2 separate regions of the Mus musculus genome follow, and region 1 is linked to region 2. Evidence: chromatin contacts called from ENCODE POLR2A ChIA-PET data. All regions are on one chromosome and are shown on one strand. The core of a region is the stretch at or near the end of the contact, and the rest is flanking DNA. Distances in the headings are between cores, read along the strand shown.

Evidence for each region. ChIA-PET counts read pairs that join two places held with the same protein, here RNA polymerase II (POLR2A).
Region 1: POLR2A ChIA-PET joins it to region 2 with 10 read pairs in embryonic stem cell. The contact joins the promoter of Odf2 here to the promoter of Coq4 in region 2. POLR2A ChIA-PET finds 5 or more read pairs at or near these places in 4 of 5 experiments (Patski and embryonic stem cell).

The regions. Positions count from the first base shown.
Region 1 is chr2:29,888,239-29,892,703 of GRCm38, forward strand. Odf2 (outer dense fiber of sperm tails 2) reads left to right here and starts at 1,752. Exons shown (of 21, transcript NM_001369060.1): 1 at 1,752-1,973; 2 at 2,528-2,764; 3 at 3,948-4,038. The coding sequence starts at 2,733.
Region 2 is chr2:29,784,628-29,789,058 of GRCm38, forward strand. It overlaps Coq4 (coenzyme Q4), which reads left to right and starts at 2,866. Exons shown (of 7, transcript NM_178693.5): 1 at 2,866-3,730; 2 at 3,810-3,941. The coding sequence starts at 3,658. Trub2 (TruB pseudouridine (psi) synthase family member 2) reads right to left here and starts at 3,044. Exons shown (of 8, transcript NM_145520.5): 1 at 2,876-3,044; 2 at 1,849-1,980; 3 at 326-400. The coding sequence starts at 2,984.

The sequences.
Region 1 (4,465 bases), core at 502-3,001, 100 kb after region 2:
CGTGTTACTGAAAATTGAATCTAGGATTTTGCTCAGGTCAGGCAAGGGTTCTAACTCGGAGTTCCTGTCCCCAGCTGTATGCTCTTGCGGAACCTCAGGATGGTAGAGATAGGTAGGACTGAGGGATACAGACTGGCCTTCAACTAACTCATGGCCATCTCCCTCCTTCATTGAGATTACTGGCATGAAAAAAAGAAGAAGAAGAAGAAAGAAGAAAGAAGAAAGAAGAAAGAAGAAAGAAAGAAGGAAGAAGGAAGAAGGAAGAAGAAAGAAAGAAGAAGAAGAAGAAGAAGAAGAAGAAGAAGAAGAAGAAGAAGAGGAGAAGAAGAAGGAAGAAGAAAGAAAGAAGAAGAAGAAGAAGAAGAAGAAGAAGAAGAAGAAGAAGAAGAAGAAGGAAGAAGAAAGAAGAAGAAGAAGAAGAAGAAGAAGAAGAAGAAGAAGAAGAAGAAGAAGAAGGAAGAAGAAAGAAGAAGGAAGAAGAAAGAAGAAGAAGAAGAAGAAGAAGAAGAAGAAGAAGAAGAAGAAGAAGAAGAAGGAAGAAGAAGGAGAAGGAGAAGGAGAAGGAGAAGGAGAAGGAGAAGGAGAAGGAGAAGGAGAAGGAGAAGGAGAAGGAGAAGGAGAAGGAGAAGAAGAAGAAGAAGAAGAAGAAAGGCTCGGCTTGCTGGTGTACTCCTATAACCCCAGCAAGCAGCAGAGATAGGCAGATTTCTGCTCAAACGCAGCAAGTTCCAGGCCAGCCAGGGTTGCACGCACAAAATGAACCGTCAAGGGTTGACGAACAAATATGACATGGTAAGACTGCCCTGCCGGCTGTGGAGGTGGGAAGGTAGTTCACGCTCCAGGGAGGAGCTGGTGGGAGCACAACTACTGTGTTGGAGTTAAGGTGTCAAGGAAATGAGGTCTACCCAGCCCGGAGGTTGTTAAAGTCTCCCAGAATCCAGGGCGGGAACGTGAGCCTCGTGACAGTCCCCCACGATTGGCTAACAGGGAAGCATAGTTGAGAAGATGGCGGCTCAGCAGAGAGAACCTCAGCAGAGCAGGTCCGTATAGAAGCGGCGTACGGTGTGCGGGAGGGCGGCAGGGGCGTGGGGAGTGCGGCCTCTTCCTTCGGTTTGGGGCGTGTGGGAGAGGGGTACAGTTTGTGGAGTGTGCACAAGTTGTCTGCACTGAGCGGCCGAGGCATAGGAATGGCTTTCCAGAAGCCCCAGCCTGTCGCTTGTACAGACGCCCTCTGCGTCCAGCTTCCTCCTGTGTTTCGAGGGGAGCGCGTTAGGGTTCAGGATTCAGGAGGACCAGGGCAAAATGGCGGAGGGGACTCGGTGGCCTGAACGGTGGGGCAAGACCAGGCCGGCTGGCGCGGGAGGCGTCGCGTGTCTCCCTGACGACGGGGCGGTGGACAGGCCTCGTGACCCAGAAGTGGGCGGAGCGTCCCCGTGTGGGGCGGGGCATCTCTGTGACGCTGGGGGCTGGGCCTAAATGGCGAAACCCGAGAGGCTCCGGGGGGGGTTTGAACTGGCCAATGGGCGAGCTGCCGACCGGTTGTCGGAAAAGGAGGCGGAAGCGGGGAGGAGCCGCCGCGGGAGCCGGACTGCATCCGCCGCGGCGTCTCCATGGCACGACCCTGGCCTCCGACTTCAACGACTTCATAAGGAGACGGTTCTGGGCGCAGCCGTGCCGCTCTTGGTGAGAGGCCACGCGGCGGGGCAGGGCGTAGAGTGCCGCGGGTTCAAGCCCCGCGCTCCCGGGGCTGGCTCGACCGGGCACCGTCCCCGAGTCTAGGCGCGCTCCTTCCTGCGTCCGAACCCGGCCCGCCCCGCTCCTCGTTGGGCGCGGGCCCTTCCTCCTCCCGCTAACGGGCGGGCCGGCCGCCTCCGTCCTCTCCGGGCCATCGGCAGCGCTCTTTCCCTCCTCTGCTGTCCTCGGGCAGGGCTGCGCCCTTCTATGGGCAGAACCCCGTCCCCTCTTGCCCGCTGGTGGGTGGCCGTGCGCCCCATCCTCCCCGGAGGCCACCCCTGCTCTCTGCGGACTGGGCCGCAGCAGTTACATGCGCTCGGGGTGGGCAGGCCTCCGGGGACCCTCCAGACCAGCTCCAGGGATGTGGGTGATCCAGGAGCGGTCTGGCTCTCCATGCCGCCCCGCCTAGGCCGCCGCTCCACCCCTTCCATCTATTGGTTCTCCCTGGTAGCTATTCTGCCGGGAACGCCCCTTCACCTAGGAGACAGTTGCCCAGGCACTGTCCCGAAGATCCCTCCAGCTCCCTGTGCGGGTTCCCGCCCCTGGGGGGCCCACTTGGGGCCTAGCAGTTCTCACCTTCTTCGCACTCCAGGCAGCCCTCAGGTTTAAACCCTAGTAGCCGTCGGCCCGCTATTCTTCCCGGGTGGGGTCTGGGCATGCTGGTCGTTGTCCTCCTTTCAGTGACGTGGCCCCTCACTGTCCTGCCGCGCCCTCCACCTGCCTCCTGGCGGCGCACTCGGCACCCCGCAGGTCGCTCAGCCTCTCCTGTCTCCCTCCCTCCCCACTTTGGCAGGACAGTTGCTGTGCGACTTGGACAGTAGAGGAGCGCCTCCCAAGTTTTCATCCAACTGCCACCCCCAAAGCTTCCACCCTCCTCCCCTCAGAGAGAGGACGTTTGATGCCCGGCCCCTGAGATTCTCATTGGCCAGCCCCTCTGGGTCCCCCTGAGCAGAGCCTGCCGACCCAATTGCCCATCTTTGCGGCTTTGATGCTTAACCATGTCTGCCTCATCCTCAGGCGGCTCCCCCAGGTACAGCCAATGTGGGGGGCGCCTTTGCAGTAGGGCAGGGAAAGGTGGTCAGGGCTCCCCAGGCCAGGCTCAATGGAAACTTTTTTTTAGTTTCCCAGGTACTGAAAGTCTGGACCCAAAACACTTGAAAGTGACTTTGAAAGGGGAGGAGTAAAGACTCCCCTCCCCCGCCTACAGCTTACTAGTAGCAAACAAGATCACTCTTAATGCTTTGAGTTCAGCTTGGCTTCAGACTCACTAGGTAGTCAAGGTTGTGCTTGAATTCCCGATTCTCCTTTCTCCACGTCCCATGTGGTGGCTTAAAAGCGTTTCCCACCATGGCACCTCTAAACTAGTGTTAAAGTGAGCAGAGATATTATAAGTAAGTAGAAGGGGGGAAAACTTGAGGTTCTACTTTGAACAGTCTTCTTCCGAGTGGCCGTCCGGCTCGCTCAGTAGTTGTTTGTGAGCCGAGCAGAGTGCAGACCATGGTGCTGTTGCTTTAGGTTTCAGTCTTCCCCCTGAAGAGCTGGTGAGGTCGGCAGAAGGCTATCTGGGAACTGTGAGGAGGCAGTGGGCTAGGTTAGCTTTAACCATTGCAGACCGTTCTCCCCCAGCCGGGACTCTGGCTGGACTGCTGGTCTGGAGCACAGTATTGGCTGTTTTGCACTTGTCGTATTGGGCTGCATATGTACAAGCAAGGCTCTGGTGTGGGCAGTGAGTGGACCACGTTGGGAAGTGGGGTCTTCGTATGCTTCAGCAAGGGTGTGAGCCTTCCTTTTACAAGCTGGTGTCCCAGTGACTTTGCTCCTGAGCTGCATGTTTTAGGTTAACCTGTCACTGAACGCTTCCCCAGAGGAGCTTGGGGACTGTAACCCTTGTTGAGACTGGTGCCTTGGCAGCTTTTTTTTGGGTCACCTGATTGGAGATGACAGGTAGGCTTTCAGCACAAGGTCACAATACATGTGATGCGATGGCAGGTTTAAAAGGCCAGCCATGCAGACAGCCTACACCTGGTATCACCCTCCTGCTGAGCACACCATGCGCGCCTTGTGCTCATCTACAGAGAGCCAGGGGACTCAAGACTGCTGCTCCAAGCTGCCGACGCAATAGCCACCACATGCAGTGTGCCATTTCCCAAGAGCTGAGAAACAGGAGAACCTTGGCTTTCTGCTCATAATCTGGTTCTTGTGCCCGGGTGCAGGTTTCCATCGTGTGGGAAGAACGGAGTAACGAGTCTCACACAGAAAAAAGTCTTGAGAACACCTTGTGGCGCACCCAGTGTAACTGTTACGGTAGGTGACCCTCACAACGGTACCATCAGAACTGCTTCTGCAAGCCTTTGCTAGGGACTGCCCAGGTGCTCTGTATGGAGCTGGGAAGCATGGCCTGCTTGCTGATGAAGGAAGGAGTCAGGTGTGAGGAGGTTGTCTTGATAGCCTTCCAGGGACATCCCAACATCTTTAGAACAGATATTTTAAAAAGAAAAAAAAAAAGAAATAAAAGCATGAGAGAGAGGTGGGATGGGGGCTGCCGGCGGGCAAGGCTGTTCCTGGGGTCCAGCTCTGCTCACGTTTTCTCTGGAGTCTCTACACTCTCCTCACACTTGGCATCCCCACTGGCCTCCTCTGTGCCCTAGTGCCTTGCTTGCATGTGGCCTGCATGCATCTGCACCTTAACCATTTTGAGTGTTTCCCACACTAACTCGCATGTCTGGTTGGA
Region 2 (4,431 bases), core at 1,616-4,115:
GTGCCTGCTGCACCCTAACTCGATGGGAGCTCCTCTGGGGACCATGGGTATTTAGTGGCCAGGCCTCAGCTCCAGTCTTACTCTCTTCACTGGTAACATTACACAGCATCTGTCATGGGTATGGTGAACAAATGTCCATAAAGGCCTTGAACCACGTGTCATGCAGGAAGGAATCCCTTGACAGAGGTGGGACCTGCCCAGCTGAAGAGACAAGAGACTCAGTGGAGAGAAAAGTAAGAGAGTGAGGTCAGATAAGCTGTGGGCTGGGCCCTGGATCACCTTCTGATCCTTCTCCAAGCTCACAGCACCACATCCCCAGACTTACCAAGCACACCAGAAGCCTGGACATCCAAGCGATGTCCCACACCGATCTTCAGGTTTGTGAATGCTGGACCACGTACTGGAAAGAAAAAGCCAGTTCATTTCTTCAACTAATGAGCCTTGAGGGTAACTTTGGCAAGAGGCCCTCATTCCAAGAACAGAAGGGCCTCATGGGGATCAAATTATGCTAGGCTGTATTTCCAGGCTTCTCTTCCTCGGAAGCTGGAACCACTATTTCCCTAGTTCCCTGGGCCCAGAGAAAGGGCAACGCAAGACTCTTCTTCCTCTGCCTATCACTATTCGCCCCATTTGAGGCTTTGAGATCAGGCATCACACTGGGGATCAAGATTCTGGGCTTCTCTGCACATCGTGTGCTGATAGAAAACCTGGCCATTCTCCTCCTGAATCAGTGAGCTCCCTAAGGTGGGACCTAGGTCTGTCTGTCTACAATACTGACCTATGGCCCCAGACTCAGTGTCTTGACCACTAAAAGACTGACTACAGCTTAATGTGCCCCAGCACTTGGGAGGCAGAAGCAAAAGGATCAGAATCCAGACTTCAAGGTCATATTTAACTATACAGTGAGTTCAAGACCAGCCTGGACTACAGGAGGCTGTGTCTCAAAACACAAAAACAAGAGCTGGCGAGGTGGCTCAGTGGGTAAAGGCTGCCACGCCTGATGACTTCAGTTTGATCCTGGGACCCATGGTGGCCTGAGAGAAGTGATTCCCAAAAGATGCCCTCCGACTTTCACACCCAGGCCTTGGTGTGCACACATACATACAAATAATACGTTTTTGTTTTTGTTTTTTTTTAATAAGGGACCTACCTCACAGAACTGGGGTGAGGACAAAGATAACATGATGTCTAATACAGAGCAGGTATTAATAACACAGGTCTACCAGAAGTTCTCAGCTTCCCTAGAGAGTCCTAGAATAGCTAAGAGTCAGCAAAGTGTAGTTCACAAGTCAAATCATCAAGTCTACTTTGTTTTGAGACTGGGTCTCACTGTGTTGCCCAGGTTGGCCAGGGACTCCTAAATTTAAATGATCCTTTCAGTCTCCCATAGAAGACAAAGGCTGCTGGACACCGGTGTTTATAACTGCTCTCAAAATAGCTGTTTTGTACTCCAGCCTTTTTTTTTTTTTTTTCCTTCGAGACAGGGTTTCTCTGTATAGCCCTGGCTGTCCTGGAACTCACTTTGTAGACCAGACTGGCCTCAAACTCAGAAATCCGCCTGCCTCTGCCTCCCAAGAGCTGGGATTAAAGGCGTGCACCACAACCATGTGGCTGCACTCCAGTCTTGACTAAAATACAAGAAGGTTCTCTCCTTTCCTACAGTCTAGAGATGCTTTGCATTACAATAGCAAAGAGGAGCAGAGCCAAGGAAAACACAAGGCTGTAGGCAGAAGCTGTTTAAAATCTTCCCTCTCTAGGGAAGTTTGCCAAACCCTGGGCTAGAAATCTAACTCAGGCCAGGGATTTCCTCTAACATCACGGCCAGGGTCCTGTCTGACTCTGCCTTACCAAGTCTGTGGGTGGTGAGGGAGGGTACATTGGTGGCTCTGAGAGTCAACTTCTTCTCTTCACTGCCTTCCACAGGGCCTAGCAAGAAGCGAACACGCTGATCAGGAGCAGGAGGCTGCTGGGCATTGAGACCTAAGCACAAAAGAACACAGTCAGTACTTTTCCAACCCGCAAGAGAAGGGGTAGAGAGATGGTAGCATAGAAGATGGATTTGTGTATCGTAGAAAACGTACTATGACTCCTTCAGAAGCCAGGTATCATTAATTCCAGCACTGGGGAGGCAAGAGGCGGGCCTATCTCTGAATTCAAGGCCTGACTGATCTACAGAGTTATTTCCAGGGCAGCCAGGGGTATACAGAGAAACCATTCTCTAAAAAGTGAAGAACAAACAAACAAAACAAAAATCCTAGGTTGGAAGTGTAGCTCAATTCATGGAGTGTTTGCACAATACGCAAGACGCCCCGGGTTCCATCCCCAGCACCCTAATGGGAGGTGGTACTACACAGATGTAGTCTAAGACCTTGGGTAGTGAAGGCAGGACAGTCAAAAGTTCAAGGTTATCTTCATCTTACATAGCAAATTTGAGGCTACATGACAGTTTTTAAGAAAATAAAAGAAAGGAAAAAAAGGCAAAGAAAAAAATTGGTGTTTGAGGGTCGGGGTGGTGGTCACGCTTGTGATCCCAGCATCTGGCAGGTGGAGTCAGGAGAGTCAGAATTCTCAGTGCCTCACTGATTTCAAGGTCGGATTAATTAGAAAAGACCCTGTCTCAAAAGGCAAAAAAAAAAAAAAAAAAAAAAAAAGTTCAAATTCTAACTCTGTAACAGAAACCGCGAAAAAAAACCCAACACTATAGAATGAATTTCTCTAAAGGAAAATAGCGGAGAGTGGGTAGTAACGAAATGTGTACAAGAGAAAAAAAACAAACAAACAAGAAACAGCTACAACCCGGCAAACGAACCACGTGACCTCACTCCACATCAGAAAGAACTAAAGCAAAACCGTGGGTCCGCGTCGGAGTTCTCACCTTTAAGCAGTTGCAACTCCACGGTCTCACGCAAGTGCAGCCACTTCAGCCCCGGAGGTTTATAGACAGCGAAGAGCCCCTGCAGCCGAGCTAGGCCAGAAGAACCCATGGCTGGAACTCAGCGGTTCAACATCATCCAGAAGCGGGGATGCGGGCGGAAGTGCTGCGTGGTCCTTTCCCAAATGTGGTCCCTACTGTAGGTAGCCGCCTTGTTTCCTTGGCAGGAAGAGGTTCTTTTCTTATTGCCCTCCGGGGGGGAAATAAGAGATGGAGAAGAAAATAGGGCCGGATATCGAGCAACCGAATTCTCGGTTATGTTATTTTTGAATTCTTTTCAGGAGTTTTTTGTTTGTTTGTTTCTCATATATCCCAGGCTGCCCTCAAACTTGCTAAGTTGCCGAGAATTCATTACTTTTCTGTCTCCACTTTTCCAAGATCTGGAGTGACGAGTAATTCACATCAGGCTTGGTTTTTGAGACAAGGTCTCTAGTACTGCCTTCGTACTTAAGAAATAGCCAAGAAGGATCTCGAACTGATCCTACGGCCTCCAGGTTTCAAATGCTGGGTTGACAGGCCTACGTTATAAATAACGCCTGGCTCACAGCAGTTGTTTTACTTCAGTGGCAAACAGATCTTGTGGCTTTCCTTCTCATGCTCCTGTCCATATTACAACATCTCCGATCAAAAAGCCACAGTGAGTGCAGTGTCCCAGGAGTCTTTTGACTTCTCGGGCCTCCGTAGTACCTGCGGAGCCCCGCCTAACCACGCGGACGTCCGCTGCCATGGCGACCCTGCTGCTGCTTCGCTCCCTGCGCCTCCACCGCAGTCTTCGGCCCCGTACGCGGCCAGCTGTAGGTGAGCAGCTCTGATTCCAGTGTCCGCGGCGACCAGAGGGACCGGACTCCTCTCACCTTTACCTCTTTTCTGCTCGCAGATGTACCCCTCAGGGCCGGGAGCCATGGCGCCCGCCTGCTGTACCCGGACCACATCCCAACCACCCCGCTGCAAAAGATGCTGCTGGCTGCGGGCGCGGCGGGAATGGCTCTCTACAACCCCTATCGCCACGGTAAGACGGTTTACTCTTCGGTCTCGAAAGCTGGGACCGGTGAAGACTTGGTTTGTGGGCATCCAAACCTGGCTGCGCCTATCATATTTCCCAGGATCGTTTATGATAATCAGGTGCCTGATTCTAGCTAGAACTGTTTTGGGTCTTCTGGGCACAGGGAGGAGAGGAAGAAAGAAACGTGAAGTCTACAAGTCTGCCTTTTTGTAATTCTTGGAAGAGTGTCACCCTAGCATATTAATCTCTGGGCTGAATGACCAGGTACACACCAAATTACAGCATTCTCACTGGGTAGTAAGTAAACTTGGTAAGGGCCATGATCTTCAGGATTTTCTTTGCTGAAACAGTTCAAGATCAGCTTCTTTTTGTTTGTTTGGCTTTGGTTTTTTCAAGACAGGGTTTCTCTGTGTAGCCCTGGCTGTCCTGGAACTCATTCTGTAAACCAGGCTGACCTCGAACTCAGAAATCCGCCTGCCTCTGCCTCCCAAGTGCT